Regions from separate parts of the Homo sapiens genome. Here region 2 is linked to region 1. The links are chromatin loops, found by intact Hi-C in ENCODE. Cell type or tissue: mammary epithelial cell. All regions are shown on one strand. Each heading gives the region's core, and the rest is flanking DNA. Links, peaks and the distances in the headings are about the cores only. Region 1 overlaps CTPS2 (CTP synthase 2). Region 2 overlaps CTPS2 (CTP synthase 2).

What was found. Hi-C counts contacts between places; a loop is a spot of excess contacts. Peaks named below come from ENCODE experiments on the same cell type or tissue, not always from the same donor. Only the 100,000 strongest peaks of a DNase experiment are listed, where the experiment ranks them.
Region 2: it touches region 1 in a loop (5-fold over the local background); 5 of 110 quality-filtered maps call a loop at or near these places.

Annotation. Positions count from the first base shown.
Region 1 is chrX:16,656,175-16,672,822 of GRCh38, forward strand. It overlaps CTPS2 (CTP synthase 2), which reads right to left. Exons shown (of 19, transcript NM_175859.3): 11 at 14,406-14,500; 12 at 11,488-11,550; 13 at 11,340-11,383. Among named protein-coding and RNA genes, the nearest start is that of S100G, 14 kb to the left of the region's middle. In mammary epithelial cell, for the core only: CTCF peaks have their summits at 8,060 (motif pointing left) and 8,653 (motif pointing left); no DNase peak of the experiment used is centred there.
Region 2 is chrX:16,580,259-16,596,906 of GRCh38, forward strand. It overlaps CTPS2 (CTP synthase 2), which reads right to left. Exons shown (of 19, transcript NM_175859.3): 18 at 10,494-10,604; 19 at 7,741-9,517. The coding sequence ends at 10,535. Among named protein-coding and RNA genes, the nearest start is that of MIR548AM, 39 kb to the right of the region's middle. RefSeq lists enhancers at 1-33, 34-880, 6,385-7,168. In mammary epithelial cell, for the core only: no CTCF peak of the experiment used is centred there; DNase peaks (open chromatin) are centred at 9,143 and 9,773; H3K27ac peaks cover 921 bases.

The sequences.
Region 1 (16,648 bases), core at 6,224-11,223:
CTCCAGAGATGTCTTGTGCATCTGTTTATGTGCTGTGCACATATCTGTGCTTTAGACATGAGATTTTTTTTAACCCCACTGCTGCCCTCCCCATCAAAAACCCAATTGTACATGATATGCCTTTGAACAATGTTCTTCAAGCCATTTATTATTTTTACCTCGCGCTCTAGAGCCCAGACTGCCACACTATACTTTCTGTAGTTAACATCAGAAAGATATGGGATCATTTCCACTTTCCTTTTTTTTTTTTTTTGAGACGAAGTCTCGCTCTGTCGCCCAGGCTGGAGTGCAGTGGCGCCATCTCGGCTCACTGCAAGCTCTGCCTTCCGGGTTCACGGCATTCTCCTGCCTCAGCCTCCCGAGTAGCTGGGACTACAGGTGCCCGCCACCACGCCCGGCTAATTTTTCTTTTTGTGTTTTTAGTAGAGACAGGGTTTCACCGTGTTAGCCAGGATGGTCTCGATCTCCTGACCTTGTGATCCGCTCGTCTCGGCCTCCCAAAGTGCTGGGATTACAGGCGTGAGCCACCATGCCCGGCCCATTTCCACTTTCAAAGTGTAGAAAATGATGATACTGAAGGCGTTTCAAACAACATAAGCCCTCTCCAAGATTCTGCTATACGGCTCTACCTTCAAGCTGAAAATAACTGCCTGCAAAGTACTGCCTTTGACTTATTTTTAGTTTCAGGGTTTTTTTGTGTTTTTTTGTTTGTTGTTGTTTTGTTTTTGAGATAGGGTATTGCTCGGTAGCCCAGGCTGGAGTGCATTGGCACTTTCAGGGCTCACTGCAGTCTTGACCTCCTGGGCTCAAGTGATCCTCCCACCTCAGTCTCCCAAGAAGCTGGGACTACAGGCATGTGCCACCATGACTGGCTAATTTTTTTTCTTTACTTTTTGTAGAAACAGGGGTCTTCCTGTGTTGCCCAGGCTGGTCTCAAACTCGTGGGCTCAAGCAATCCACCCACCTTCGTCTCCCAAAGTGCTGGGATTACAGGCATGAGCCACCATGCCCGGCCTTTTTTTTTTTTTTTTTTTTAATCTAATGAACTTGAATGTGTATGCTGGGTTCTTCTGTCAAGTTGGCTGCTATCATTTTTCCAGAAGCTGGATGACTCTCCGAGGTGGGCAAAGGAACACGTACCCATGCTCCCACCTCATCTACCCATAAAAGGCTGGGCAGGGCCAGGCTTCTCTCTGGGGTGTTTGAGCTCAGAGAGAGAGAAGTACCGGTTGATGTAAGCACAGGGATGGTGGGGACAGGGTGACCAAAGTGAACTGGGCACGAGATGAGTAGCTGGTATATAGTGACTTGGAAGGCAAGGTGCTTGAAATTTCCTGGAAAATCTCTGCAAGTGCACAGTAGAAACTATTATCATTGGTTACGTGCTTCAAGAGGACTGGGCAGATGGGGGGGCAGGAATAAGAGAGCCACTATTCACTTGACAAATTCTTGGACATTTTGATTTCTGAGCCATATGGATGTGTGTCCTATCAAAAAGAATAAGTGAAAATGTTCAATAGTAAGAGAACACTTTGTAAATCTCTGGCTGCTGCTCTTTGTGATTAGCCTCTCAGCACTCTTATTTGGAATAATCAGAAAAATACAACTATCTAAATTTTGGGAGGAGAGTATACTTGTGGAGATTTGGGAAGAAAGAAAATAAGTGTGGAAGTTTCCCCCAATAATAAAATGAAATTCATTGGAAGCCATTTCAAACATTTAGAAAGTTAACCAGAAAAATAGAAAGGTGGCCGGGCGCAGTGGCTCACGCCTGTAATCCCACCACTTTGGGAGGCTGAGGCAGGTGGATCGCTTGAGTCTAATAGTTCAAGACTAGCCTGGGCAGCATGGTGAAACCCTGTCTCTACAAAAAATACAAAAATTAGCCAGGCATAGTGGCGCACACCTACAATCCCAGTTACTCGGGAGGCTGAGGCAGGAGGATTATCTGAGCCCGGGAGGCGGAGGTTGCAGTGAGCCAAGATTGTGCTATTGCACTCCAGTCCAACCTAGGTGACAGAGCAAGACTCTATCTCAAAAAAAAAAAAAGGTGATTTCTAACCCACCAAGAAACAGAGGAGATTTTTATAAACAGTTGAGGGACTGTTTAAATACAATTTGTATCATTCTAATTCAACACAAGAGCATTCTCATGGTATTAAAACTCTTAAACATTTCTCATGACTCATTACATTCCACTGTACAGATACCCCATAATAATCTTAACTATTTCCCCATTGTGGGGCATTTAGATTGCTGTCATTTCCGATTCTTCCAAATGTTATGATGAGTAGATTGTTGTCATTTCTAATTCTTCTAAATGTAATGAGTACCTATTCATATTTCTGTCAACATTTCTGATTTCCTTAGGAGAATTTCTGAGAAGTAAATGTCTGAGTCAGAGGGTATGGATATTTGTATGGTTTGTCAAACAGACCACCTAACTGATTTCCCAAAAGGTTGTATGGATTCATAACTCTACAGGCAGGAAGGAGAACGCCAGCTTCACTTCCCAGAGAGCATTTGCTGGTCTCATTTTAACAACTGTTTTGTTCACGATGGTGCACATTTTTTATTTGTTGCTAGTTGTAATAAGAATCCCTTACTATTTCACCATGAACTTTACTGTTGGCTACTGCTTTGTGGAAGATATTCTTCTTGTTTAAGAAGTACTGGTGTCTTCCTAGTTCATTATGAGACTGTGAGCACCAGGTTTCGATGTTGAGCATGTATGGCGCTACACAGTCTCTCTCTTTTGTTCAATCAATATAATGTGTTAATTTAATTCCCAGGATAAACACACTACTCAGTCATGATCATTCTTTAATGCTGTTAAATTGGATGTTCGAATATTTTATTTGAGATTTTTCATATCTTCATTCCCAACCAACGTTAGTCTATGGTTTGAGTTTTTATTATTTGTGGTGTGTGTTTTGTTCAGTTCTGATATCTAGCTCATGCTAGCTTCTCATTTTAGCCTATGTTCATTCTAGGTATCAATTAGCCCCTCGCAGAGTTAATATACATTATCTATTTCAACTCCAACATATATAAAGTACTTATTATGGGCAAGGCACTATACAAGATGCCATGAGAGACACAAATTTCCAGACCTCTGAGATTCTAAGTCAGTAAGTTTGGGACCAGGTCAGGGGAAGGATTCATCAAAAAAGTAGCATTTCAACTGGGCTCTGTAGAAAGAACCTTGAGGGGAGCATGCAGGAAAGGGGCAGCAGTGGGCATTCAGAAAGAGAGAAAACAGCCCAAGCAAACACATCATGCCCAAATGCAAGGCTGTTTAAAGAATGTGTACACCATGTTTGGGGTGGAATGTCAAGTATGAGGAATGAAGAGGGCACACCCACTTCAGATCATGAAAGTCTTTGGTCACCATGCTGAGTCCACCCAAGGTCACAAAGGGAGTAAGAAGGTGTAGGAGTCACAGAATGACAAAAAAAAAAAATTGTATATATTCAAGGTGTACAACAAGATGTTTTCATCTCTGTATACACTGTGGAATGATTACCACGAGCAAGCTAACATATTCATCACTTCACGTAGTTACTGTTGTGTGTGTGTGATGAGAGCAATGAAGATCCACTCTCTAAGCAAATTTCAGCCTCCCGAAGTGCTGGGATTACAGTATTATTAACTATGGTCCCCATGCTGTACATTAGATCTCCAGAACTTACTCATCTTATAACTGCAAGTTTGTGCCCTTTGACCAACATCTCCCCATTTCTCCCACACACCCCACATTTTCCATTTTCTTTATCTATTCATCTATCAGTGAACACTTAGGTTGATTCTGTATCTTGGCTACTATGAATAATGCTGCAACAAACATGAGTGCAGATACCTCTTGAACACAATAATTTCATATCTTTTGGATATATACCCAGTAGTGGGATAAGTGGATCATATGGTAGTTCTATTTTTAATTTTTTGAGGCACCTCCACACTATTTTCCGTAATAGTAATGCCAATTTAGATTCCCACCAAGAGTGTGCAAGGGTTCCCTTTCAGGAGAATTTTTCTTTCTTTCTTTCTTTCTTTTTTTAGACAGGGTCTCACTCTGTCACCCAGGCTGGAGTGGAGTGGCATGATCATGGCTCACTGTAGCCTCGACCTCCTCAGGCTCAGGTGATCCTCCCATCTCAGCATCCTGAGGAGCTGGGACTACAGGTACACACCACCACACCCAGCTAACTTTTTAATTTATTTTTTATTATTTATTTATTATTTTTTGAGACAGTCTTGCTCTGTCACCAGGCTGGAGTGCAGTGACGCAATCTCAGCTCACTGCAACCTCCACCTCCCAGGTTCAAGCGATTCCCCTGCCTCAGCCTCCTGAGTAGCTGGGACTACAGGCACGTGCCACCATGCGCAGCTAATTTTTTTGTTTTTAGTAGAGACAGGATTTCACCAAGTTGGCCAGGATGGTCTCAATCTCCTGACCTCGTGATCCACCTGCCTCAGCCTCCCAAAGTGCCAGGATTACTTTTTTATTTTTTTGTAGACACGAGGTATCACCATGTTGACTAGGCTGGTCTTGAACTCCTGGGCTTAAGCAATCCTCTCACCTTGGCTGCCCAAAGTGCTTAGATTACAGGTGTGAGCCACCGTGCCCAGGCAAGAACTTTTCTTTCTCTGAGTAGAAAAAAGTTACCTCAGCCAACAGTCTGATGTCAACTCTAAACCTACTATCCCCACAGAGACAGTATCAAAGGAGTATTAGGCTCCCAGAGTGGTCTGTAAAAAGCTATTTAACCCATATTATAGCTGCATTTTTTTTTTTTTTTGAGACAGAGTTTCGCTCTTGTTGCCCAGGCTGGAGTGCAATGGCGCGATCTTGGCTCACTGCAACCTCCACCTCCCAGGTTCAAGTGATTCTCCTGCCTCAGCCTCCCAGTAGCTGGGATTACAGGCACCCACTACCACGCTCAGCTAATTTTTTGTATTTTTAGTAGAGACGGGGTTTCACTACGTTGGCCAGGCTGGTCTCAAACTCCTGACCTCAGGCGATCCACCGGCCTCAGCCTCCCAAAGTGCTGGGATTACAGGTGTGAGCCACCACACCCGGCCTATAGCTGTATTCCTAATGACTACTTTTATGGGAAAAAGGATTTTTAGCCCTAACTAACCTCCAAGTGATTTCTATATGATCTTTGTAATAGTCAGGAGATGCTTACTTCAACACTCTAAATGCAAGAAAATCCTCAAAGTAATCAAAATTGCCTAAAAGATAATTCTAAGTGGGCCATCTGGTTTGTTTTCAACACCTCTTAATTTGCACTCCATATGAAGTTGTTGAAAAATAATACAGATGAGGAAAATATTTTAAACAGGGCTTCAACTAAAGGCAGGAAAATGTTATGCATTAATCAATTATACTTCATGTATAACAAAAATCAACTTTCACCCAAATCAGCTTTTAATTATGTGACTGTTTCACAAATCTACTATGGTAGATGTAAAATTCACTTAACCCTGAAAATTCCTGGATCAAAAAGGGATAAATGACGTCATACCTATGATAAATAATGAAAACTGAAATAATATCAAATACCAAAATCTCAAATATCCATTTGCATCTCGTTAAAATGCTTTGAATTTCTCCCTGTTCCTTTCCCATACCACCATCCAAGTGTGCATGTGTGTGCTGATGTCTTTTGAAGGTGGAACATGAATTCTGTCTTCAGGGTGTAATATCTTATGTAAATTTAGAATTTTTAGTTACCTTTTTCAACAAACAGAAAAGAAATGCTTAGAGTTAAGCACATTCACATGCCTACACATTAGATTGAGATTGTTCATTCATATATATATATATATATATGCCTCAAAAGCTGAAAATATTCAAAATATAAAGTCCAAAGTGCTGTGAACTACACTACAGATGTACTGGAGAGATCTGAAGCCAAATTCAAGGTCAAGGATGTCAGCAGCAGCCATGTGATTGATATAGGGTTAGAATGTAAGTCAGCAACAGCTACGCTCTTGGTTATGTACCATCTAGAAGGCAGCTGAGACTACTTTGAAGCAGGGCAAAAAACCAGAGTTGCTATAGAACCCTAAGTATTCTGCAAAGTCCCAGAGCCTTCAATTTCACCTTGTGGATTAAGCAGAGAAATGACACAATAAAATAAATTTTACTCATTCTCTCCTGGGCACTCTGAGACGCAGAAAGAGTCTACCTTAACCCTTAGGGAAAAATCTGTTTCTCTTTTTATGTGTATAACAGACACTTTCTCTTGGAACTGTTCTGGATGCCAGTGTCTCTATTGATTTCATCAACAGCCATAGCACTAATCATGCATGCCAAAGGAGGGTCATGATGACCTATGAAGAGATCTTAGGAGTAAATATTCCCTATAGAAGGCTCCTGGTTTCCAAACTGTTTACTTTCCTAGCTAGAACAGCCAGAATGACCAGTCCCCACAAAGTAACTGTTATTTGCTCAAGCTTAAGTAACTCTGCAGGCTTCATGGTGCTTGCTGCCTTATGATTCTATCTCCTTAGTCTTTTTTTTTTTTTTTTTAATAAGACTTCTCACATCGATACAAGTGCTAGCTCTTAAGGCTATTTTTCTCCAACAAACATTGCAGGCCATAAAGACGTTCAATAGCAATTAGCTTTTATTGTTCTCATCTCACTTATGTGTATAGGAGCCATCAAAATGTAAAATGCACACATCCTCTGACTTAGCAACTCCCCTTCTAGGAATCTATCCCTGCAGATGTGTTCGCGCGTGGGTGCAAGGATATATGTACATGGATACTAATTTGCAGCATAAATTAAAGCAGCAAAATAATGGACACAAACTAAATATGAGACTGGTTAAATAAATAAGGATGCAGCCATATAGCATACAGCAGAGCAAGCACACCGAAGACATCCCTGCACATTGATGTGGAATGATCAGTATATAAAGCAAGGTGGGAACAGTGTCTGGAGCATGCTACAAAGTTGTTTTGTTTGGTTTTGTTTTGAGACAGGGTCTCGCTCTGTCACCCAGGCTGGAATGCAGCGGCGTGATCACAGCTCACTGCAGCTCAACCCCTGGGGCTCAAGTGATCCTCCCCCTCAGCCTCCCGAGTAGCTAGGACTATAGGTGCATGCCACCATGCCCAGGTAATTTTATTTATTTATTGTAGAGGCAAGGTGTAACTATGTTGCCCAGGCTGCTCTCAAACTCCAAGACTCAAGCAGTCCTCCCGCCTCAGCCTCCAAAAGTGCAGGGATTACAGGCATGAGACACTGCACCTAGCCAAGATCTTTTTTTTAAACGCAATACATATTCATATGTGTGTGGCTAAGTGGGTATACACACACAAAAACACACACACAAATCTCTGAAATAACTAAAGAAATGCATCAGCTGAGCTCCTGTAGTTTCAGCTACTTGGGAAGTTGAGGTGGGAAAATCACTTGAGCTCAGGAGTTCGAGGCTGTAGTGCGCTATGATCACACCTGTGAATATCCAGCCTGGGCAACATAGTGAGACAGCCCATCTCTTTAAAAAGGAAAAAAAGAAAGAAAGAAATGGATCAAAGTAGTTGCCACTGGGGAAGGGAACCGAAGTGAGGTGGGGGCAAAGGAGAGACAGTTCTGTACCTTTTTCTGCAGGGCTTAACTTTTTTACTCTGTGTAAAAAAAAATTTTTTTTCATTTTTTTTGAGGCAGAGTCTTGCTTTGTCACCCAGGCTGGAGTACAGTGGTGCAATCTCGGCTCACTGGAAGCTCTGCCTCCTGGGTTCACGCCATTCTCCTGCCTCAGCCTCCCGAGTAGCTGGGACTACAGGCGCGTGCCACCACGCCCAGCTAATTTCTTTATGTTTTTAGTAGAGACAAAGTTTCACCATGTTAGCCAGGATGGTCTTGATCTCCTGACCTTGTGATCTGCCCGCCTTGGCCTCCCAAAGTGCTGGGATTATAGGCATGAGCCACTGCGCCCGGCCATGTGTAAAAATTTTTTAACGCACGTACACACACCCCCAGTAAAGAATAATCATCAAAGAATTAACCTTGCCAACACTATCTAACAGTGGCACCTACTGGTAAAATCACTTCCTATCCCAAAGTATATCTTAGAAAAGAAAACCCATAGTTTTCCTGGCACAGCCATTTCAGCTATTAGTCAGGAAATATGTTTATATTAAAGGCTCATAAGGAACCCTTCATTGGTATTAGGCCTTCTGAGCATAAGACTTAAAAGTACCATCTGGCTGGTAAGTTATGGTTCATTATGGTTTGAGTTACAAGCTATAAAAAAAAAGAGTGAAGAATGCTTCTATGTGCTTCCGTGGGGTGATCTCCAGCATACAGTGTTAAGCGAAAAATGCAAGGCAGGAAAAAACTGTGTAGAGTATGCTACCATTTCCCTAAGAAGGGAAGTGGATGACAAAGACATACAGCTTTACTTATATGTAAAAAATGGGAAGATGAACCAAGAAAAAAAAGAATGAATGCTTGCCATAAGGGAAGGGATTAAACAGGCTACAGGGGACAGAAATAGAACTAGATTTCTCTAAATCAGTGGTTCTCAACCAGGGCGATTCTGCCCCTGCCCCCAAGAGATATTTGACAATATCTGGAGGTACTTTTAGTGTCACAGTTGGGCAGGGGTTAGGGAGTGATACTGGCACCTAGTGGGCAGGAGCTCCCACATACAACAAAGAATGATGTGTTCCCAAATGCCGATAGCACAGATTATATATAAGGAACTTATATCTAGAATATATAAAGAACTGTTACAACTCAATAATAAAAATACAAATACCCTAATTTTAAAATAGACAAAGGATGTGAATGGACCTTTCTCCAGAGAAGACATACAAGTGGCCAATAAACACATGAAAAGATGCTCAACATCCTTAGCCATCAGGCAACTGCAAATCAAAGCCACGATGAGACACCACTTCACATCCACTAGGATGGCTATCATCAAAAAGACAGAAATAACAAATGTTCACAAGGATATGGACAAATTAGGACCCTCATACATTGCTGGCAGGAAATTAAAATGTTGCAGCCACTTTGGAAAACAGTCCTACAGCTCCTCAAAGGGTTAAACACAGAATTACCATATGACTCAGAAATTCCACTCCTGGTGAAATGAAAACATATGTCCACACAAAAACTTGCACATGAATGTTCACAGCAGCGTTAGTCACAATGCCAAAAAGTAGAAACAATGCAGATGTTCATCAATGGATAAATAAAATGTTTCATGTCCATATAATGAAATATTAATCAGCAATAAAAAGAAACAAAGTACTGATACGTGTTACAACATAGACAGACTTTGAAAACATTATCCTAAGTAAAAGCAACCAGTCACAAAAGGCTACATATTGGATGATTCCATTTATATTAAATGATTCAAACAGGCAAATCTATGAAGACAGAAGGTAGACTAATGGTTGCCTGGGGCTGGTGGAGATAGGAGGCTTGGGGGTGTCAGCTAAGGCGTGTGGGGTTTCTTTTTGGAGTAATGAAAATGGCCCAAAATTGCTTGTAATGAGAGTGGCACAGATCCGTGAATATGCTAAAAACCATTGGATTATACAGTTTTTTGTTTGTTTGTTTTTTGAGACAAAGTCTCACTCTGTTGCCCAGGCTGGAGTGCAATGGCACGATCTCAGCTCACTGCAACCAACGCCTCCTGGGTTCAAGCAATTTTCCTGTGTCAGCCTCCCTAGCAGCTGGGATTACAAGCATGCACCAGCACGCCCAGCTAATTTTTTGTATTTTTAGTAGAGATGGGGTTTCAACTTGTTGGCCAGTCTAGTCTCGAACTCCTGACCTCAAGTGATTGACCTGCCTAGGCCTCCCAAAGTGTTGGGATTACAGGCGTGAGCCACCGCATCTGGCCGGATTATACAGTTTAAATGGCTAAATTTTGTGGTATATGAATTGTATCTCAATAAAGCTGTTTAAAAAACCAATCGCGATTGTGAGGCGCGAGCTCCATTAGAAGTAGGTGCCCAGCAGCAGGGACACGACTGGGTGTGCATGGGTGGCTGGCAAACAGGCTGACTGAAGGCCAACCATCATCTTGCAGAACTCGCTCTGTTAGTGGTGAGCACAGTAGCATGAGGCAGAAGGCAGAGGCAGGTAAAGAAAAGAGGTCAGGAAAGGTTTCCTCAGATGAATAGGAAGTTGTTGGTAACTGAGTTGTTGTTAATTAAATTTTTCAATGCTTTTATTGAGATTCCAGGGGGAGAGGGATTTTAGGCAGGTGGACATCTCAGGTATAGGGAACCTCAGGCTGTATCTGAAAAACTAGTTTAGATTGTCCAAACGTAAAACTCAAAGCATGTAGCCTGGGCAACATAGTGAGACCTTGTCTCTACAAAAAAAATCAAAAAATGAGGTGGGAAGATTGTTTGACCCCGGGAGGTCTAGGCTTCCGTGAGCCGTGATCATGCCACTGCATTCCAGCCTGTGTGACAGAGTGAGAACTTGCCTCAAAAAAACACAAAAAAGAAAAAAACTCAAAGCCTGGGAGGAATCAGGATGCCATGGGATGAATCAGCAAAGCAGCAGGTGACAGAGCACAGTGGCTTTGGGACCCAGCCCAGAATCCTGGACTGAATATTTTAAGGGAAAAGAAACTGATGGAAGATGAGGACTGGCAGCAGAATCACTGTCGCTTTTGTTTTAGAAAGACAGATGACCACCAGTGTGGAAAATAGGCAGACTGGTGATGAGTCTGGAGACAGGACAGCTCATTTATTTATAGTAGATGTTATAAATTGTTGTCACAGCCGATTTAATCCTTTCCTAAACATTAAGCTTGAAAGCTGCGACAAAGAGAAATCAGTCCAGGATTGTGACTGTCTTTAAGGCATAGCTGAGAAGATGGACTATCAAGAACAAAGGAATTTAATATAAGAATAATGTAATTTAAAATGTTCTGGTGCTGTAAAGAAAAAATAATAATAGACCCCCCCCCGCCTTTTTTTTTTTTTGAGAAGGAGTCTCACTCTGTCACTGAGGCTGGAGTGCGGTGGCATGATCTTGGCTCACTGCAACCTCCACCTCCCGGGTTCCAGCAATTCTCCTGCCTCAGCCTCCCGAGTAGCTGATATTACACGCATCTGCCACCACAGCCAGCTAATTTTTGTATTTTTAGTAGAGACAGGGGTTTCACCATGTTGACCAGGCTACTCTTGAACTCCTAACCTCAAGTGATCCGCCCGCCTTGACCTCCCAAAGTGCTGGGATTACAGGGGTGAGCCATGGCGCCCAGCCAATAGCCCCTTATGAATTTAGGCAAGAGCCAGGACCCAAGTGACAATGACTGGACCCAGAAAGATAAACAAGCCACTTACCAGAGGAACTGGGGCATTTGGCCTAAACTCTGTGGAATCAGCATCTGAAGATTAAGAAAAGAGTTCAGTAATTCACCAATAGTGCTGAAAAATATTTGAAGAGAGAAAATTTTTTAAATAAATGGTCATTAGCAAACCTCGAACTTACCTTTCAAGTTAAGGCAGTTTCTTGCAAACTCTATCACTGCTAGTTGCATCCCAAGACAAACTCCTATTTTAAAAAGCACATATGCAAAGCAAATGAACTCACTTTGTATTTGTTCACATTTTCTGTTCATTTGTTGGCTGCCTGTCTCCCCTATCTAGAATGCAGACTCCCAGAGAGCAAGACTCTGCCTGTTTTGCTCCCTGCTGTCCTCTCAGAAGAATCCCTGACAGAGAGCAGGGCAGGGGCTTAGACTATCATGAAGCCGCCTAAGTCCCAAAGTTGACAAAGAAGGAACATGAGGTCAGAAAAGTGCAGGGTCAACTGGGCGCAATGGCTCAAGCCTGCAATCTCAGCACTTTGGAAAGCCAAAGTGAGCAGATTACTTGAGGTCAGGAGTTCGAGACCAGCCTGGCCAACATGGTGAAACCAGCCTCTACTAAAAATACAAAAATTAGCCAGGTGTGGTGGCATGCACCTATAGTCCCAGCTACTTGGGAGGCTGAGGCAGGAGAATTACTTGAGCCCGGGAGGCAGAGGTTGCAGTGAGCTGAGATCACACCACTGTGCTCCAGGCTGGGTGAGAAAGAAGGAAGGAAAGAAAGAGAAGAAAGAGAGAAAGAGAGGAAGGAGGAGCTGGGTGCGGTGGCTCACACTTGTAATCCCAGCGCTTTGGGAGGCTGAGTTGGGCGGATCACGAGGTCAGGAGATCGAGACCATCCTGGCTAACATGGTGAAACCCCATCTCTACTAAAAAAAAAAAAATACAAAAAAAAATTAGCCAGGCATGGTGGTGGGTGCCTGTAGTCCCAGCTACTCGGGAGGCTGAGGCAGGGGAGTGGCGTGAACCTGGGAGGCAGAGCTTACAGTGAGCAGAGATCGCGCCACTGCACTCCAGCCTGGGCGACAGAGCGAGACTCTGTCTCAAAAAAAAAGAAAATAAAAAGAGAGAGAGGAAGGAGGGAAGGAAGGAAGAAGGGAAGAAGGAAGGATGGAAGGAAGGAAGGAAGGAAGAAGGAAGAAAGAAGGAAGGAAGGAGAAGGAAAAGGAAGGGGAGGGAAGGGAGGGAAGGGAGAAAGAGAGAAAGAAAGAAAGAAGGAAGGAAGGAAGGAAAGGAAGGAAGGAAGGAAGGAAGGAAGGAAGGAAGGAAGGAAGGAAAGAAGGAAAGAAAGAGGCAGAGTCCATGAGACAAATCTGCCACCTTCTAGATTTGTCCCTGAGTTGAGGCATCTTAGTGGGCTGCAGTGCCTGATTCCTTCAGAGAACATCTAACACCCCAACTCAGAGGGAGTTTCCTGGGCTAAGATTTCCCACTCCTTCTCATGGTGACTTCACAGCCATAAACACAGGCTTGGCCAGAGGTTGAGTGCCTACAGGACGTCAGGCTGCTAACCCACAGGCAGCCCCATAGCCTTCACTGTAAGGAAAAGCAGCAGTGGGGGGTGGGGGTTGGAGACTCCACAGTGGGCTTGAGCATGGTGGGCAGCAGGGAAGGAGACACGATGGGCCTGAACAGAGTGCTCGGTGATGAAGGAAGGCAGACCTGTGTCGCCCAAGCCTGTTGCCACAGGGATGCTCCCAGACCCAGCTCCGCCTTCACTGCAGTTCACCAATTCTCTCCACTAAACAAATGCCAAAGAGCATCCCAGATGCTCCTCCGATAGATACTTAAGATGTACACAGGGGAAACAAAGAAGGGAGCAATCAATATATCAGGGATGCCAGAACAGAAGTCAATAAGCAGGAAACAGCTGAGTGCTGGGGGGTGGGGGTGGCGGTGAGGGGGATTTCAGAAAGTTCCATATGGCTGGGACATAAAGAGATGCTATGCTAGAGGGAAAGCTAAAGACCTGCAAACCATTCCATACTATTAAAATAATCTGAGGAACATTACCCACATTTAGACAGAAACTTCAAAAAAAAAAACAATGGCCCCCAACGAGCTTAGACCAGTAAAAGAAAACAAGGTATCCAGGTAACTACTCCAGTCTTCTATTTTGAAAATGGATCCTAAGAGGAGAGAGTCTAAGAAGCTAATCAAAGAGCAGGTAATGGGGGGAAATAAATGGTCTGCTGGCACTAAAAGCCTGTCCAATGGGCTCATAAACCCACCCAGCCATCCACTGCACAGTGGGAAACACAGCCTCTCTGCACTCCCCCTCCTGCCTGAGTCCCCAGCTACAGGGCTGCCTCTCCCGCATCAAGGTCCCATTTCCTCTGGTTTCCCTGGTACAGAAGCCGTACTTCGCAATTTGAAAAAAAAGCATTAAAAAGGCTCAACTCGGCCGGGCACGGGGGCTCAAGCCTGTAATCCCCACACTTTGGGAGTCTGAAGTGGGCAGATTGCTTGAGCCCAGGAGTTTGAGGCCAGGCTGGGCAACATAGCAAGACTCCATCTCTTAAAAAAAAAAAAACACACACACACACAAAAATTAGCCAGGCACAGTGGTGTGTACCTGTAGTCCCAGCTACTCTGGAGACTGAGGTGGGAATTGGAGAAGGTAAGCACAGTTGCAGATGGAGCCTTCTCCCAGCCTCTGCTACCCAGCTGGAATAGCAGCAAGTTCTCCTAGGATGAGAAACGTTTTCTGTAAAGGGTCACATAGTAAAGATTCTAGCCTCTTTCAGATAGTAAAGCTTCTAGGCCGTAGGGTCTGAAACTCTGACGTTGGACCACAAAAGCAGCCATAGACAATATGTAAACAAATTGGTGTGGCTGTGTTCCAATAAAGCTTTATTCATAAAAACAGGCTGTGGGCCAAATTTAGAATATAGTTTGTTGACCCTATAGCAGACTATTTGGCACCTGAACTTTCAAATCCGAGTTCACACCTTTACGATAACAAACCTTTAGTGTTACCCCTCCTAGGTGTCAAAAATCTAATAAACTCATAGTTAGGGTCAATAAACATGAGTTTTACCCAGAAAAGGAATCTTCTTTGTCCTTGCCCAAGAAATCGCCTGGAGTTTTCCCAATGTTCCTCTGATTCCAAAGCCTCCAGGCACAAGAATACCACTGAAATCAATACAAAATGAGGGTAAACTTGACTATCCATTTTTTTTTTAAACTAGTGTATTCAGCCATTCGTGCAATGCTTGGTCCAATCACTAGTGACTATGCTCAAGCTCTATTTTCAGAACCAATTATATGACTTCACACCCTGAACTTTTTTTCTGAAATCTTCCCAATGTTATGAAGAAATTGTGACAATTTCTCACAACTGACCTCAATATATATTTTACGATAAGTCTTTGTGGCATCAGAGCATACTAACTGAGAAACCCAATTCAATTAAGAATGCCACTGGGAAAAGAAACTGAATGAAAATAGGTTAAGGTTCTTTCAAAACACTATTATAAAAATGTTAAGATCTCTGACATCATCAGAAAGAGTTAAATTGGAAAAATCAGCCTAAGATTTCAAATGCTAATTAAGTAGTGGCAAATGAAAATTTCTTGGCTAGAAGACTTCACAGACCTAGGCAAACACAACAGCAACACAGTTCAACAGAAAACCCAGGAGGATCATGCTAACCTCATGATGCAATGCTGCCCCCAAGAGTTCTGTCAATTACTTACAAAATAAAACCTAAAATCTAAGACATGTGGAAAATATCATCAAGAGAGAAAGGGCTGCTCTGTCAATGGAGCAGCTATTCTTTATGTCCTTACTTTCCTAATAAACTTGCTTTCACTTTACTCTATGGACTCACCCTGAATTCTTTCTTGAGCAAGATCCAAGAACCCTCTCTTGGGGTCTGGATTGGGACCCGTTTCTGGTAACATCTTTCTAGCGACCACAGAAGGGACAATACTGAGTACGTGGTGGGGTCCAGTAACATTTTTCTTTTTTTTTTTTTTTTTTTTTTTTTTGAGACAGAGTCTTGCTCTTGTCACCCTGCCTGGAGTGCAGTGGCGCGATCTCGGCCCTCTCCAACCTCCACCTCCCGGGTTCCAGCAATTCTCCTGCCTCAGCCTCCCGAGTAGCTGGGATTACAAGCACACGCCACCACGCCCAGCTAATGTTTTGTATTTTAGTAGAGATGGGGTTTCACCATGTTACCCAGGCTGGCCTCGAACTCCTGAGCTCAGGCAATAAGACCGCCTCAGCCTCCCAAAGTGCTGGGATTACAGGCGTGAGCCACCATGCCCAGCCTCCAGTAACATCTTTCTAGTGAAACACGGAAAGAACAATACTGAAGAGACCCCAGACCCAAAGGAAAATCGTCTGTGTGCACCAATTGGCTGACTTTGGGTAAATGGGGTGCATATACCCAGGTAAAGGATGGGATTGGGTTAGAGGCCCAACTTAGAGTCTCTCCTAAAACAGAGAGAGTTAAAGGCTCCTCTCAATAAAAGGCAAGGATGCTTGAATGACCTTGGGTTGGAGGCACAACTTAGGAAGGTTAGAGTCCTTCCTAAGGTTTAGGGGGTTAGAGGCCTCTCTCAGTAAAGTCCCTCTCTGCTAAGAATAGGTTTGGCACTATGGGATGTTAATTGCTATTCTCTTTGGATTATTCTGCCTTGCACTCTTTGCTGATAGCTATGGGTGACAGAACTAGGCATGCACAGGACCATGGGACATGGGGAGCTTTTTCCTCCTCAAAAGGGGAAACTTGAGAGTTGATGAGACTCCTGGAAAAGATCCCTTCACGACCGACAAGCGGCCACCTGAACTTTTCAGTGTCACTGCAATGGGTGCGTCTTTCTCTGGCCTCCCTGAGCTCTTTGCCTTCCCCAAAATGCTGCGGGCAATGCTTTTCTCCCTTTATCTCCTTTCCTTTTCGTATCTTTTCTGTTACTCAAGGCGACCATCTTGCCCAGAGACAAGTTGAAACTCCTGGTCAGAGGTTGGATTAATGATGATGGGGCCCAACCAGGGGCAAGTTTGAGCCTTGCCAGTAAGATATTGGGTGCTAGGCAGAGTGGCTAATGTCTATGTTTTGTCACACATATTTTGCTCTGGCCAGAACAGGAAAAGATAATTTTCCTTTGTGTTACAGCTTGGCCCCCAGGGCTGTGGTGCAGCCAGCCGGGTCACTAGGGCTGCTCAAGGAAAGGGAACCCAGAAGCCTAGCATACCGACAAAAGGGTAAGAATTTCTTACCAGTCAGACTTCTGGCCTCTCTCTCTCTCTGTGCAAATTGGTTGAATGAATGGTAAA
Region 2 (16,648 bases), core at 6,994-11,993, 75 kb before region 1:
GCTCAGTGGGGGAGCTTCTGAGCCAGGAGAAGGAATTTCACAAGGTAATGTCATCAGTTAAGGCAGGAATCGGCCATTTTCACTTCTTTTGTGATTTCTTCAGTTACTTCAGGCCATCTGGATGTATACGTGCAGGCTTGGGCTCAGAGACCTGACAATTAAGTTTCGGTTTGCTTAGGGAAAAAACTGAGATTAAACTTTTTTTAAATTAAGGTTATTACATCTGTATATCTAGAAAGATGTATGTGCTTCTTAAAGTATTTGTGACATTGAGTTACAGGGCTTTGACTCCTGGGTCTAAAAAGGATACCAAGTCCTGCTAAATCTTAAACACTGACAGCAATTATAGCTTCATCCTCAGGCGTGGTAGAAGATGTCAATCAAAATAAACTGCATTCCTGAGACACAGGGCCAGAAATTAAAGCTATTCAACTCCTCAAGGCCCAGGGACTATCGTGGAAGACGTGGACATGTGAGATTGTAAGGGCTGATTTTGAGAGATAAAATAAGTTCAGTTTCTCTATAAATTAATCATTAATGTCAAAGACACACTGATGCAAGACCAGCATATGTGCCCCTATGTCAAATTAACAAGGTTTTCTTGAAGCATTAACCGACTGCTTAATAATAATAAAGGTTATAAAGGTTATAAAAGGCTTATGGAAGTCATATCTTACGGTCAAGATTAAAAATCTTATACATTGTTTATAAAATTTTGAAAAACAAATTTAATTGGCTTTATGATGTTTCTATTAGGGCTTATTGTTTGCAAAATTAAGTCTCCTCTCAAAGAATGAAGGTTTTCTCCTTTTTTTGAAGTCCTTGAGTTATCACTTTGGTCAAAGGAATGACTTATTTTACAATGACCTGTGACATCACGTGTTTTAAATCTTTGATATTTGACAAACTTTCCAAAATCAAATTGTAAATTATGTCTTTCTCTGACCTAATTAATCCTTTAAGATATTAGGCTCCCTAAAGTCCAAAATAACATAATTTGGCTTATTTGGTATAAAAATTATACAGGAAACATTGTCAAATATGAACTGGTGTTTGGGTTTTTTTGGGCTGTATTTGTATAAATATGGATATATGGGACTATAATTCTAATATGCTTAGTGTACATTATCAGTAATAATTATAACTGTTATGTTAAGTTATTGTGTGCCACAGAGGTAATGAATTTCCTTGTCAGTTGTGTCCTTGACTATGGCTGCCCCTAAACTTTTTGTCATCCATAGACAATTGTTGTCTTGTTTTGGTCCTCTTTAGAAGGTGGTTTTATAATCATCTATAAAACTCTTAACAGGTGCTCTTGAGTACAAGTTTCTGATAACTTTGGAGATTGTGACATCAGAATAGAGGAAAAACTTTTAGGACTCATGGAGAAGTGAAATGTTCATGAACATCAGGCAGAACAGGAATTAACTGCATGGACAGAACTAATACAAAACTGAGGTAATCTTTTTGACTTTTTGCTTAAAATGCTGCTGATCCTTTGTTTCGTTTTTCCAGAGTCAGGAAACTTCTTTTGCACTATTGACAGCTTTTAACAATTTAGTATACTCCTATGAACAAAATTTAAAATATATTTGTTTCTCTCTACCTGATTTCTCCAGAATTTGGAAACTATTTGTGAATATTCTTAACTTATGGCAACACAGTTATTTGCATAAGTGCAATAAGAATCTGTTTTCAGACACAATTGGAGAAACTGGTTATTTTGCCAAGGCTTTGACTGGAATGGTGTGCTTTCCTTTAAAAAACCAAACTTGACTTATGGAGCCAATAAAAGCCCCTTGGAAATACTGGCCTCATACCTAGTCTACACAGTTCCTGTACAGGGTTCCTGACCTGTGGTAAGTGAAGCATGTCACTTTCTGACAGGCCCAGGAACCCCAAGTTTATATTGGAACCTCAAGAGGAGAGGAATTCACCCAACTCATAGGTATTTGATGGTACAAATCCATGGCTGAGCTTGGCTTTTAAAAAGTCTTATCCGAGATTCCTTCTATGGAACAAATTTCCATCAAAGCCAATTTAAAAGCCTATGTAAAAAAATAATTATTCTTGCTGCACTTTATAGAAATAATCATGCCAAGTATAACAAAGCAAATCGGTCCTACCATGATTTCTCTTTAGTAGAAATGGGAAACTGCAGAGAGAAAAATTACGTTTCAGAAACTATAGTACACCTGTTGTTAGACTCTAGCCTTGCCTAATGTTTTTCAATTGTTATTATTTTTTACAGTTTGGACTGAATTCTAATTTTTCTTGGCTACAAGTCTTCAAAATAATGTTTTCAAGTTTTTTCCTTCTTTTTTTCCCCCATTTTTCCTAATTTGGAGTCACTGAAAACTAAGCTGTGCTTTTGTAAACCCTGCAAACTGAAGCCAGACAACTTAAACTTTAGAAGAAAATAACAGCAACCTGCTTACATACATAAGGCACTTTCATCCCTGCCTACTGATATATAAACTTCAGAGTAATGTGGCCTATATCGATTTTCCAGGATTGTTCTTTTGTTTGTTGTTGTTTTTATCCCTTCCTCCCCCATTTTCTCTTCATAGGACATGAGACTTCACAACCTGCTAAAAATGAACTTTCCTAATAACTGGGGACCTACCCGTCTAGGAATAAACCATCCTAGCCATGACAGATCAGATGAAACCTGAGACCAGAGACTCATTTTCTCCTAAAATGCTTTCTCCAAAAGATTTTTAAAAAGAAAAGGGGGAAAATATGAATGGAAAATAAATCTTGGGGCCCCAACATCACTAAGCTAAAGGGAAAAGTCAAGCTGGGAACTGCTTAGGGCCAACCTGCCTCCCATTCTATTCAAAGTCACCTCTCTGCTCACTGAGATAAGTGTATATCTGACTGCCTCATTTGGAGAGGCTAATCAGAAACTCAAAAGAATGCAACCATTTGTCTCTTATCTACCTATGACCTGGAAACCCCCTCCGCACTTTGAGTTGTCCCACCTGTGAAAGGAAAATAAATCTTGGGGCCCCCAAATCACTAAGCTAAAGGGAAAAGTCAAGCTGAGAACTGCTTAGGGCCAACCATCCTCTCATTCTATTCACAGTCACCCCTCTGCTCACTGAGATAGATGCTATCTGATTGCCTCCTTTGGAAAGGCTAAGCAGAAACTCAAAAGAATGCAACTTTCCATCTCTCACCTATCTGTGACCTGGAAGCCCAGTCCCTGCTTTGAGTCTTCCTGCCTTTGCTTCAAGCTGTCCCGCCTTTCCAGACCAAACCAATGTACTTCTTACATATATTGATGTCTCATGTCTCATGTCTCCCTAAAATGTATAAAACTAAACTGTGCCCCTACCACCTTGGGCACATGTCGTCAGGACTTCCTGAGGCTGTGTCATGGGCACATCCTCTACCCTGGCAAAATAAACTTTCTAAATTAACTGGGACCTACCTCAAATTATCTGGGTTCACACGCCTTTGCCTCGAGTTGTCCCACCTTTCCGGACTGAACCAATGTACATCTTAACACATACTGATTGATGTCTAATGTCTCTCTAAAATGTATAAAACCAAGCTGTGCTCTGACCACCTTAGGCACTTGTCATCAGGATCTCCTGAGGCCATATTATGGGTGCACGTCCTCAACCTTGGCAAAATAAGCTTTCTAAATTAACTGAGACGTGTCTCAGATTTTCGGGATTCACAATCTCCACTCTTCACCAAACCTACAATAAAAAACCCTCAGCTTCTCAGCTTTAACTGTTTCTTCGGGTCTTCATTTTCTTATGAAGGTTCATGTGTCACATAAAACTTTAAAAAATTTGTACACTTTTCTCTCATTAATCTGTCTTCTGTTATAGGGCCTCAGCCATGAACTTGGAATGGGTAGATTAAAAAAAATATTTTTCCTCCCCTACACATTTTTTTTTTTTTTTTTGAGACGGAGTCTCAGTCTGTTGACCAGGCTCAAGTGCAATGGCGTGGTCTTGGCTCACTGCAACCTCTGCCTCCCAGTTTAAGCAATTATCCTGCCTCAGCCTCCTGACTAGCTGGGACTACAGGCGCGTGCCACCACACCTGGCTAATTTTTTTGTATTTTTAGTAGAGATCGGGTTTCATCATGTTGGCCAGGCTGGTCTTGAACTCCTGACCTCATGATCCGCCCGCCTCGGCCTCGCAAAGTGCTGAGATTACAGGCGTGAGCCACCACACCTGGCCCTCCCCTACACATTTCTAAGTATCTTACCTGATTTTCTATGGCACCTTTGGGTTGCAGAACCTTAGCTGTAGGAGAAATGGTGGTGACGGCCAATGTCTGGCACTGACTTTAACAGAGTACAGATGTGTATGTAAATAGTACTTATTTTAACAAAATAGAAAGTTCAAGAAAGAAATACAGCAACAAAAGTGACAATTAGATTGGAAGAGACCCATTCTTGTTTGCTTGTTTTCTCCATAAGCCATCTAGCTTTTTTTTTTTTTTTTGTGAGACGGTCTCACTGTCTCCCAGGCTGGAGTGCAGTGGTGCCATCACAGCTCACCTCAGCCTTGACCTCCCAGGCTCAAGTGATCCTCCCACCTTAGCCTCTCAAGTAGCTGGAAGTATAGGCATGTACCACCATGCCCAGCTAATTTTTTTTTATTTTTCATGGAGACAGGGTCTCACTATATTGCCCAAGCCAGTCTTGAATTCCTGGGCTGAAGCGATCCTCCTGCCTCAGCCTCCCAAAATGTTGGGATTATAGTCATGAGCTACCATGCCCAGCCCTAACTCCATTCTTAATTGTCACTTAGCCTACACTTTCACTTCATTGACATTTATAGGCTGACAACAAGCAGATGAAGATACCATTGAAACAGTGCCACCACTCACCCAACTGTCCTGTCAGTCAGGAAAAGCACATCCCCACTGGGTCTCAGAGCTCTCGGCCCGTTGTCTTTGCACTGTGTGACCACACACAAAACCAGGTAAAGTATTTACCTGCTTTGTTCAGGAGGCTGTCCTTGGCTCTCTAGTTTCTGATAGGACCCCATTTTAAACTCTCAAGCCCCCTTGTCCTTGTTCTTTGATAGTGTCATAGCCTCTAAACATATCACAATTATTAATATAATTAAATACTTATTTCCCTATAGATTTGTTTAAAGCCTGCCTTCCCCCAAGAGATGGTCAGGTCTGAAGGCAGGTTTGTTACAGATGACAGGCTCTTGGGCTCATCATGTAATAAAAGTTAACATGGGGACAAGCAGATTTCCAGAAAAGGCTTTTATCTTGGGGCTTGTGCTCGAGTGCAGGGGAGACACCAGAGGTACAAGGACCCTCAAGCTGACTCCCTGAAAAGGTGGTAGGGATTTTTTTTATTAGGCAAACACAGGAATTGGTATCATGGGTAGGGTATGCAGGCTGGCCTGGGCAAAGCACGTGACGGGTAGGGGATGCTGGTTAGCGTATCTAGTTGTGATGGTTATCTTGAGTAATGGGCCACCTGGGGGTCTGGCCAGCTGTAACAAGGCTGCAAATCAATTGTTCAGGGTTCCTTCCCTTCCCATGATGGGACATTCTGAAACCTCGGTTTGATGTTTAGATTTCCTAAGGCCAGTTCCTGGAATTCTTTTAAGTAAAAGGCATGATTAAACATTATGAGAGCACAGAAGAATGGCTATTTTCTTTGTAAGCCTGAAGCCTTATCTAAAACCAATTGTCAGCAAGGCAGGGGTGTGGGTCTTGTGATCAGTGAGACAAGAAGAAAAAAAAAAACGTGAAAAAGGAACTGAGTTCCTTTTCTATTCTATCTGAGGTTACTCCCCACTGCACCCCCGGCACCTGACATTGTGAGAGGCATTTGAACCAGAGTGACTCCATCTTGAATAGGGGCTGGGTAAAATGAATCTGAGACCTACTGGGCTGCATTCCCAGGAGGTTAGGCATTCTTAGTCACAGGATGAGATAGGAGGTTGGCAGGACTGGTATCACAAGATACAGGTCATAAAAACTCTGACCATAAAACAAGATGTGGTATAGAAGCCAGCCAAAACCAAGATGGTGAGAAAAGTGACCTCTAGTCATCCTCACTGCTCATTATACTCAAATTATAATGCATTAGCATGCTTAAAGAAATTTCCACTAGCACCATGACAGCTTACAAATGCCATGGCAGTGTTCAGAAGTTACCCTATATAGTCTAAAAAGGGGAGGAACCCTCAGTTCCAGGAATTCCCCACCCCTTTCCCAGAAAACTCATGAATGATCTACCCTTTATTTAGCATATGATCAAGAAATAACCATAAGTATACCCAGTCAGCAGCGCGTGCCGCTGCTGTGTCTATGGAGTAGCCATTCTTTTGTCTCTTTTACTTCTCTAATAAACTTTATTCTATGAATTTGCCCCCAAATTCTTTCTTGCGCAAGATCCAAGAACCCTCTTTTGGGGTCTGGACTGGGACCCCTATCACCATGCCTGGCTCAAGAAACATTTGTTGAGTAATGATTTATAGTGACTTTCTATGTGCTCATGTCTCACTCTTGTTCCAGTACCTGTATGCTAAGCAGCCATGCTACTGTCCTTCTGTGCTTCCCTACATTCCAAGTTCAAGGGGACAGGATGGTTTATTGTTTCTTAAGTGCTTGTCTTTCTGGTCCTGTTTACATGCATCATTAGCCCACAGGAAAGCACTCTGTTACAAATGACTTTAGAAATCACAATCATTAAAATTGAAAACTTCCATTTAAGCCAGACTACCCCTTTGTGATGTTAAAAGTGTTGCCTCTGAGCTTCCAACCCCCTCTCTATGAGGCCTATTCCAGCTTTTAACCTACCGTGGGTGCGGGCTTTTCATTTGGAGCCTCTTGTGATCTTCAAGCTGTAATTTTCGCAAGCAGGGCCCTAAAGCTCTTTAATTTTTTTGTTTACCAGAATTACTCATTTCATTTTTGTATGTGCTTGGTAGATGAATTTTCTGTGGCATCTTACAAAATAAGGCCATAATACCTTATGGCATTAAAAAAAAGTTGGGGGGGGAGCAAAACCACCACAAAAAAATTAACTGAACAATTAAAATATTTAAATTAGTATTAGAAAGCTTAAATGTAGGCAACAACTAAGTCATCTCAAGCACATTCAACAGGAAAAAGTAGAAAACATACTAGATAAGAACGTCAGAGAATGGGGCAAGGACTGGGGGAGGTGAAGGAGGTGCAGAGCTGGATCCTGTCTTTATTTGAAAATTTGATTTTGTGTTCAAATGTGAATTATTTCATTTTGATTTTTTTTTTTTTTTTTTTTGAGACGGAGTCTTGCTCTTGTCGCTCAGGCTGGAGTGCAATGGTGCAATCTCAGCTCACTGCAACCTCCGCCTCCCGGGCTCAAGCAATTCTCCTGCTTCATCCTCCCAAGTAGCTGGGATTACAGGCACGGGCCACCATGCCCAGCTAATTTTTGTATTTTAGGTAGAGACGGGGTTTCACCATGTTGGCCAGGCTGGTCTCGAATTCCTGACTTCATGATCCGCCCGCCTTGGCCTCCCAAAGTGCTGGGATTACAGGTGTGAGCCACCGCACCTGGCCTAATTTTGATTTTTTAAAATAATACTACATTAAAATATTACTGATCCTTCTTCAGAAGTTAAAGAGAATTACATATGACACAGCAATTCCACTCCTAGGCATACACCCCAAAAGAATTAAAAACAGGCATTCCAACAAACATTTGCATGTGATTGTTCATAGTATTAGTCACAATAACCAAAAGGTGAAACAAATTGTGGTATATTCATACAATGGAATTTTATTCAGCCATAGAAAGGAATGAAATTCTGACACATGCTACAACATGGGTAAACCTTGCAAACGCCATGCTAAATGGAAGCCTGACTGACCAGGGGCTCTTGGGCTCTCAATGCAATAGAAACTGACATGGGGCCAAAAGACTTCCCAGACAAAGCACGCGAAGGGTAGAGGATATAGGTTAGCATCATCTGGTTGTGATGATCATCTCGAGTAATGGGCCACCTGGTGGTCTGGCCAGCGGCAACAAGGCTGTAAATCAATTAATTATTCAGCATTCCCTCCCAAGATGGGACACTCTGCAATCTTGGTTCCCTATTTGGATCTCCTAAGGCCAGTTCCTGGAATTGTTTAAGTAAAAGACATGGTTAAGCATTATGAGAGCACAGAAGAACAATACAGAAAGGCCATTTTCTTTGTATGACTAAAGCCTCGAGGTTAGCAGGTATGGTGTCAATGAGGTAGTAGTATGGGTTTTGTGATCAGTGGGAATGCATGAAAAAATGCTCTAGTGGGGGTGAGCCAAAGCCAAGCCCCCCTTCCTACTGTCTCAGAAGAAGCCAGACACAAAAGACCACATATATTGTGTAATTCCACTTATATGAAATATCCAGAATAGAAAAAGCCACAGAAATAAAAAGGAGATCAGTGGTTGCCAGCGGACAGGTGGAGGGGAAGATAGGGAGTGACTGCTAGTGTGTACAGGCATTTATTTTGGAGTGATGAAAATGTTTTGGAAATAGTTAAAGGTGGTGGTTGCTCAACATCAGTGAATGCAACCAAATTGTTCACTTCAAAATGGTTAATTCTATGTTACGTGAATTTCACGTCGATTAAAAAATATATATACAGGTTGAGCATCCCTAATCTGAAAATCCAAAATGCTCCAAAATTTCAAAATTTCTGAATGCCAACATGACGCTAGAAGTGGAAAATTCCATAACTGATCTCATGCCAGAAATCACAGTCAAAATGCAGTCGAAACTTTGTTTCATGCACAAAATTATTTAAAATATTGTATCAAATTACCTTTAGGCTATGTATATAAGGTGTATATGAAGCATAAATGAATTTCATGTTTAGTCTTGAGTCTCATCCCCAAGATATCGCATGTATATGCAAATATTCCAAAATCTGAAATTCAAAACACTTCTAGCCCCAAGCATTTCACATAAGGGATACTCAGACTGTATTGCTGATCTTGATTCCTGAGTTTTTTGGAGCCCCCTTAAATTTTGTGCCTGAGGCAAAGCCTTACTTGCCACCCCCAAGTCTTGGACCTATTCAATTTTACTTTTACCAGGAAATAAACAGGGTGAGAAACTGCAATGATCTTGGACCACACACAAATCTGTGGCTGAGTTCCAGGTAACACAGTGACTCATTTTCTTACTCAAAATTACTTACAGCATGTTCCCTGCCATCCTTTCCATACAACACAGCAAAGGCACAGTGACCTGGACTCTTGCTCGTCATCCTAACATCCTGATCCGCTGGACAAAACATGAACACACTTTCTCCCCAGTGAGGTTGTTGGGAAAAATTTAATCAGCTACAGATATTTTAAGTACCAAAGGCTGCCTCTGGAGGGAAAAGAAAACTACCCCTCTGGTTCTGGTTGACAGAAGTATGTATTATCAGATTCCCTGTGAGGCTTTACATCCCATGTTTGCTGGAGAACAGAGGGATTCTCTAAGAGTGTAGTGATTTCTTCAGATAGTTCCTTCATCTTGCCTTCAATTATTTCAGAGGCTTAAAAGAAAAGAATATAAATATTAGCAACACCAGGAACTGAATAATACAAGTCTTTCAATATCTCCAGCTAACCTTTGCACCATTTTGGCTTGCTCCAAAGGGTCTCCATGTTTGAGGCAAAACTAAATAGACACAGCTTTGCATCTTCCCTGATAAACATGAAGAGACCTCACAGGAAAGCAATGAACACTTTACAAGTCTTCCAAAAGCTGCTGTCTCTGCTAAAGAACAGCTTATACAAGTCAAGGCCTGCCATAATGCCTAGGGCAATCCAGGCACTATCTGCCACTGAGCATAAATTTACTGAAGCTATCCAGGCTGGTATTCTCTCTAATAGTGCATAATAGAGCAATGGAAAAATAAGCTGCCCTTGGACACTAAGCCTGTCTCTTGCATCTCCCTACAAAGAAATCAAATACTATTTTATTTTATTTTATTTTATGTTTTATTTTATTTTAATTTTATTTTATACAAATCCAAGGAAATCTGCTCTTCTATGAGTGGCCTAGACCAGGGATCAGCAAACTGTTTTTGTAAATAAAATTTTATTGGAACACAGCCATGCTTGTTCACTTACATATTGTCTATGGTTGCTTTCCTGCTACAACAGCAGAATTGAGTAGTTGCCGCAGGAACTGCATGGCTCATAAGCCTAAGATATTTACTCTCTGACCTTACAGAAAGTCTGTCAACCCCTGGCCTAGACTATGATGACTCTAACCACAACAGCCCCCACATATACATTTATAGGTGTACTTATATTTTTTTTTTCCTGGCCCAAGGTGCATTCCATTTTCCCCAAACACTAACTCTGTCATGGGCTGTCATGCGTGTCCTGCTAACTGTGCCAGTCAAATGGGAGTATCTCAAAGGGGCAAGATCCTGTGAGGCGAGTCCTATAATACCCGCCTCTATACCAAGATGACAGCTTGTCCATGAGAGAAATGAACAATCCTCGAAGATTCCATCTTACCCTCACAGGCAGTCCCCATTATTCCCAGTCATGTATTCATTTCAGCTTATTTCCAACTCAGCTATCCTTGGCTCTGAAAAGCTGTCATCACTGGCATCACTGTATCTATCACTAGATTAAAAGAGGAACTAATTTAGCAAGGTATAAAAAAAAAACCTGGACAATTATTCAATTTGCAATTTCAAACACATTCCATATTAACCCCTTAGTATGAGAGAAAATACTAAAGAATATTCTTTTAGCACTTTCTAGTCACCACAGGAAGAGGTCAGTCCAATCACATGCAATGGCCTCTTTCTTTGGTCAGAGAAACTGATCACTTATTTTCATCGTAAACTGGAAGTTACTTATTCAGAAAATTAAAAACGCATTTCAGTTTAGACTGAAATTTATAATCTTCTGAAGACCACTGATCATTTCTAAACTTTAATAAAAGCCTTGAAAGTAGATTGCCTTCCTGCCACCTTAACTATTGCTTGCTTTCTACTAGAGGTGTTATATTAACAAACTGATTTAAAATGAAAGCCTGAGTTGATGGACCCATTTATTTTCTGTGAATCTACTCTTGTCATACTAGGGACTAAACCTCAGTCCATCTGAGGTTGAGCATCACTTAGTCCTACTCCTACTGATGTCAATTTGTTCTTCAATGTAATAACATAGCATACGATATTACCTGGATCTTCAGTTTGTTTTTTTCATTCTTCATTCTTCTGATGACAACTGTTTCCTTTGGCAATGAGGGAGTTCAGGACACACTACCCCAAAATATGGCATCTTGGCATATTGCGTATGGCTCATAAGCCTAACATATTTACTCTCTAACCTTACAGAAAAAGTCTGTCAACCCCTGACCTAGACTATTATGACTCTAACCATAACAGCCCCCACATATACATTGCATGAAGCGGAAGGAATTTGAGACAGCATGTGCAAGAAGTTCTCTCTGACCTTCCTCTGACCTTCCCCCACTGAAGCAGGTCATAACACCCCGGAAGGATTTTCTGACCTTCTCCAAGCAGGTCAAAAGGCCCTCAGGTGAGAGGTACCCCCAACCCCCATACCCAGAGGAAACGAGTATCCTTATCTCTGAAGACACAGGATCCCAGGGAAGAATCTGAATAAACAGGCCTTGCTAAGTTCCCCTACTATATTACCATGAGATCACACTCTTTTTGCTCTATTATAACTCTCCATGACTCTCTACTCTTCATCAGGTCTGTTTTAGAAAGACCAGAGTTTACCTGTTTCTTTGAATCTTCATTTCCTTATGAAGGTTCCCATAATACTTACATTAAATAAATTTGTATGCTTTTCTCTGTCTCTTTTTTTTTTTTAAGAAATGGGGCTGGAGTGTGTGTGTGTGTGAGTGTGGGGAGGTGGTGCCTCACTGTTGCCCAGGCTAGTCTCCAACTACTGGCCTCAAGGGATCCTCCCACCTCAGCCTTCCAAGTAACTGGAATTATAGGCACCTGCTATAACAGGGATTATAGGCACCTGCTGCTGTGCCCAACTGTATGCTTTTTGCTTGTTAATCTGTTTTTTTGTTATCAGGGCCTTGGCCATGAACCTATGATGGGTAGAGGAAAAACTATCTTTTCTCCCCTCTAGCAACATGAAAGGACTAGAGAACAGTGAACACAGCTGTGTATCCCTGATTACATTAGCGAAATGCTGTAATTCTTTTCAGCTGCAGTTTGGCTTTTGGCTCTGTGTTTTAAGGACCACAGCACCTCCCTAGATCCAGATCTGTGCTGGCCTCCGTGCTTGAGAATCACAGCACCTCCTCATTACGGAGGAACTAGTCATCTACGATCAGCAAATTGCACAGGAGCTTGAACTTGGTGGTCATGAGGACTAAGACGTGCATATTGGCTCAAGACCCAGAAAACACCCTGCAGTGACATAAAAAATGTTAACGCACTCTCTACACTTGCCTTGAAATGTTATCTCCTTCAGATCATGTTTTCATTATGATTTTAGGTCAGCAGCGTGAAAGTTTTCCCTTCCAACATTCTCATAGGTCCAAGAGTTGGAGAAATAATTTTCACAATTATGCAAATTTCAAAATTAGAAATATATGGAATGCCCTGATTACCTTGAGTCACAGAAAGTATTCAAAATAGGACCAATTATTGACAAATATCGCCAGGTTGGGTTGCCTTAGAAATACCCCTTCCCCATGAGATAGCTCTGCAACTCAACTTTCACTCTGAGCTGTGGGGTCTGTTTGTGGTTCCTTTTACTCAGTTCCAAATAAATCAGCACACTGATCTACTCCACTAGAGTTCTACTGATCTATGGAGATGATATTACAAGGAAATGTTTCATGCCTGACCCATCCCCAGTCTTGGCCAAACTTTTGCTGATTTATAGCAATAAAAGTCTGAATTCCCAGCCAGGTGCGGTGGCTCACGCCTGTAATCCCAGCACGTTGGGAGGCCAAGGTGGGCGGATCACGAGGTCAGGAGATCGAGATCATCCTGGCTAACACGGTGAAACCCCAACTCTACTAAAAATACAAAAAATTAGCCGGGTGTGGTGGCGGGCGCCTGTAGTCCCAGCTACTCGGGAGGCTGAGGCAGGAGAATGGCGTGAACCCGGGAGGCGGAGCTTGCAACGAGCCAAGATCGCGCCACTGCACTCCAGCCTGGGCGACAGAGCAAGACTCTGTCTCAAAAAAAAAAAAAAAAAAAGTCTGAATTCCCTAACAGGTGAAATTTTACTTTTTTTTTTTTTTTTGAGGAAAGGGAACAATTGGAGAAACCCTATGCTGATAGACTAGAAAAGGAAGATTTTACTCTAAACATGCTAAGTGAATATTAATAAATAAACAAAATCACAGACAAATCTGCATAGGCAAAAAGACAATCTGTTTCCTGATTTGCATGCTCACTTCCTTCTCTGGCTTTTGAACAAAAACAGCGTAGGTGGTGGCGGGGGTGGGGGGAGCACTAGAATAAGGAGAGGAGATAGAAGATTCAGAACTGGCAGAAAAGACAACATATGTTAGATAAACATATAAAACAACATATCCTTAAAACCAATCAAGTAGAAAGATACCTCCTACTTAGACTTTAGTTCAGAGAAATCCCTTCTACTGGTACATAGGAATAACTGAAGAATATTTGGAGGAAAAAAAAAACAACAGCCAAAAAAGCTGATACATCCTATTCATGCACTCTCCCTGCTCAAATGGAGACTCCTTCCTCGTTCTATGCAACATTTTGTGTCATAGAATTAGCCAAGAAAGGGGATTTGGAAGTTGCACTCAACTTCCTATCTGAGATGACATGAAGGTCAAGGACGTTCAAGTGACTTACTTGGCACATAGATCCTTCAAGGTGAAGCCAGAATCCCCATTATACTAGCTCGGGGCACAGGGTAGGGTTTAAGCTGTGCCACAGGTAGGGCAGCAGGACCCACTAGGGCATGTCCCCTAACGCAAGTGACAAGGGCCAAAGGACTGAGGGAACTTCATTTCCTTGCGTGCCAGATTTTACACCCACTTCCTTCCCCATCTCTAAGCCTGGGGAAGAATACAGTGGGCTCATATCTTCCCCCCACACTCCTGGTTATACTATTTATGAGCCACGTACCTTTGGACAAGTCATTGACTTCTGAGTCTAGAAAAAATGGCAATAATACCTCCAAACTCACCAAAATGTTTTGAGAGTCAAAAGAAACTGTATAAACTTGCTCTGAAAACTATATAAAAACATAAGATGTTGCTATTGATAGGGGTTATATATTCATAACTTGGTATCTCCTCAAACAGTCATGGAAACATAAAGAACCAATAAAAACTGCTAAGTGTATGATTTTCAGGATTGTTTCCTATGCCAAGTATAATTTCCTACCCACATTAGCAAGTGGACTTGGGCGGGCCTGTTTCTAATCTAACAGCTCTCATTTCCTATCTGATGGCTGTCTGCCCCAAGCTCTGCCAACACATCCAAATGGCACAGGCTGAGTTTAACAAAATGAAGTTCAGCTTGAATTTATTCATCTCCAAGCTTAATGACTGGGTTCACTAATTGTCTTTCATATGTTCAGAGACTGGCGGTAGGACAATAAAACAAACCATGACACTCAAGAACACAATTATCAAAATATACGTTACTGCTGAACTTGCTGATTTTAGGACGTTCATCTGCCAATAAAAAACAACTGCTAGAAATAAAATGTGGGTCATCTGAATGCAGACCAACAGTGGCTCTTGCACATGCAATAAAATGTGAGTGCACTCTGTGCTGCATATGCGCCGTGAGCGCTACTCTATGCCGGGTTCATTTCTGTTTCACACAGAACAAACTTAAGTCATAAGCTAGATGTGTCTGGGTATATTTTCATTTAATTCAAGATATCCAGCTCTATCTTAGGACTAACCTATCTTTTTCAGCAATCTTTTACACACACACACACACACACACACACACACGTTTCTCACAGGGAAGAATTATCATATATTAGAGTCTTGCATGTTAAATTTTATGAAGTGGTATAAAATACAGACATGTCCCTATGTGTCTTGTTACATTTGAAGAGAGGAAATTTTTAATTAATTTATTTATTTAAGATAGTGTGTCTCGCTCTGTCACCCAGGCTGGAGTGCAGTGATTTGGGCTCACTGCAACCTCCACCTCCCAGGTTAAAGCAATTCTCCTGTCTCAGCCTCCTGAGTAACTAGGATTACAGACACCCATCACCACGCCCAGCTAATTTTTTATATTTTTAGTAGAGACAGGGTCTCCATGTTGGCCAGGCTGGTCTCAAACTCCTGACCTCAAGTGATCTGCCCGCTTCGGCCTCCCAAGAAGAGGGGAAAATTTTTAAACTGCACTGTCCAATATGGTAGCCACAAGCCACAGTGGCTATCTAAATTTAAATCAGTTAAAATGAAATAAAATTTAAAATTCCATTCCTCATTTGCACCTGTCACACTTCAAGTGCTCAGTAGCCATGTGCGCCTAGTGCCTACCATATATGGTAGTGCAGATTATAGAACATTTCTACCAGCGTAGAAAGTTATATTGGATAGTACTGATCTAAAAACAAATGAATAATGATTTTTAAAAAGCAAACTACAGTCACCATGCAATGGTCCTTGTCATTTCCTTAAAAAAAATTTTTTTTGAGACAGGGTCTTGCTCTGTCACCCAGGCTGGAGTGCAGTGGCACGATCACAGCTTACTGCAGCCTCCACCTCTGGGCTCAAGAGATCCTCCCACCTCAGCCTCCCGAGTAGCTGGGACTACAGGCACATGCCACCGTGCCCATCTAACCTTTTATTTTTATTTTTTGTAGGAATGGGGTCTCACTATGTTGCCCAGGCTGGCCTAGAACTCCTGGACTGAAGCAATACTCCCGCCTCAGCCTCTCAAAGTACTGGGATTACAGGTGTGAGCCACCATGCCTCGCCAAAAGTTTTTTTTTGTTTTTTTTTTTATTATTATACTTTTAAGTTTTAGGGTACATGTGCACAATGTGCAGGTTAGTTACATATGTATACATGTGCCATGCTGGTGCGCTGCACCCACTAACTCGTCGTCTAGCATTAGGTATATCTCCCAATGCTATCCCTCCCCCCTCCCCCTAACCCACAACAGTCCCCAGAGTGTGATGTTCCCCTTCCTGTGTCCATGTGTTCTCATTGTTCAATTTCCCACCTATGAGTGAGAATATGTGGTGTTTGGTTTTTTGTTCTTGTGATAGTTTACTGAGAATGATGATTTCCAATTTCATCCATGTCCCTACAAAGGACATGAACTCATCATTTTTTATGGCTGCATAGTATTCCATGGTGTATATGTGCCACATTTTCTTAATCCAGTCTATCATTGTTGGACATCTTGGGTTGGTTCCAAGTCTTTGCTACTGTGAATAGTGCCGCAATAAACATACGTGTGCATGTGTCTTTATAGCAGCATGATTTATAGTCCTTTGGGTATATACCCAGTAATGGGATGGCTGGGTCAAATGGTATTTCTAGTTCTAGATCCCTGAGGAATCGCCACACTGACTTCCACAATGGTTGAACTAGTTGACAGTCCCACCAACGGTGTAAAAGTGTTCCTATTTCTCCACATCCTCTCCAGCACCTGTTGTTTCCTGACTTTTTAATGATTGCCATTCTAACTGGTGTGAGATGATAT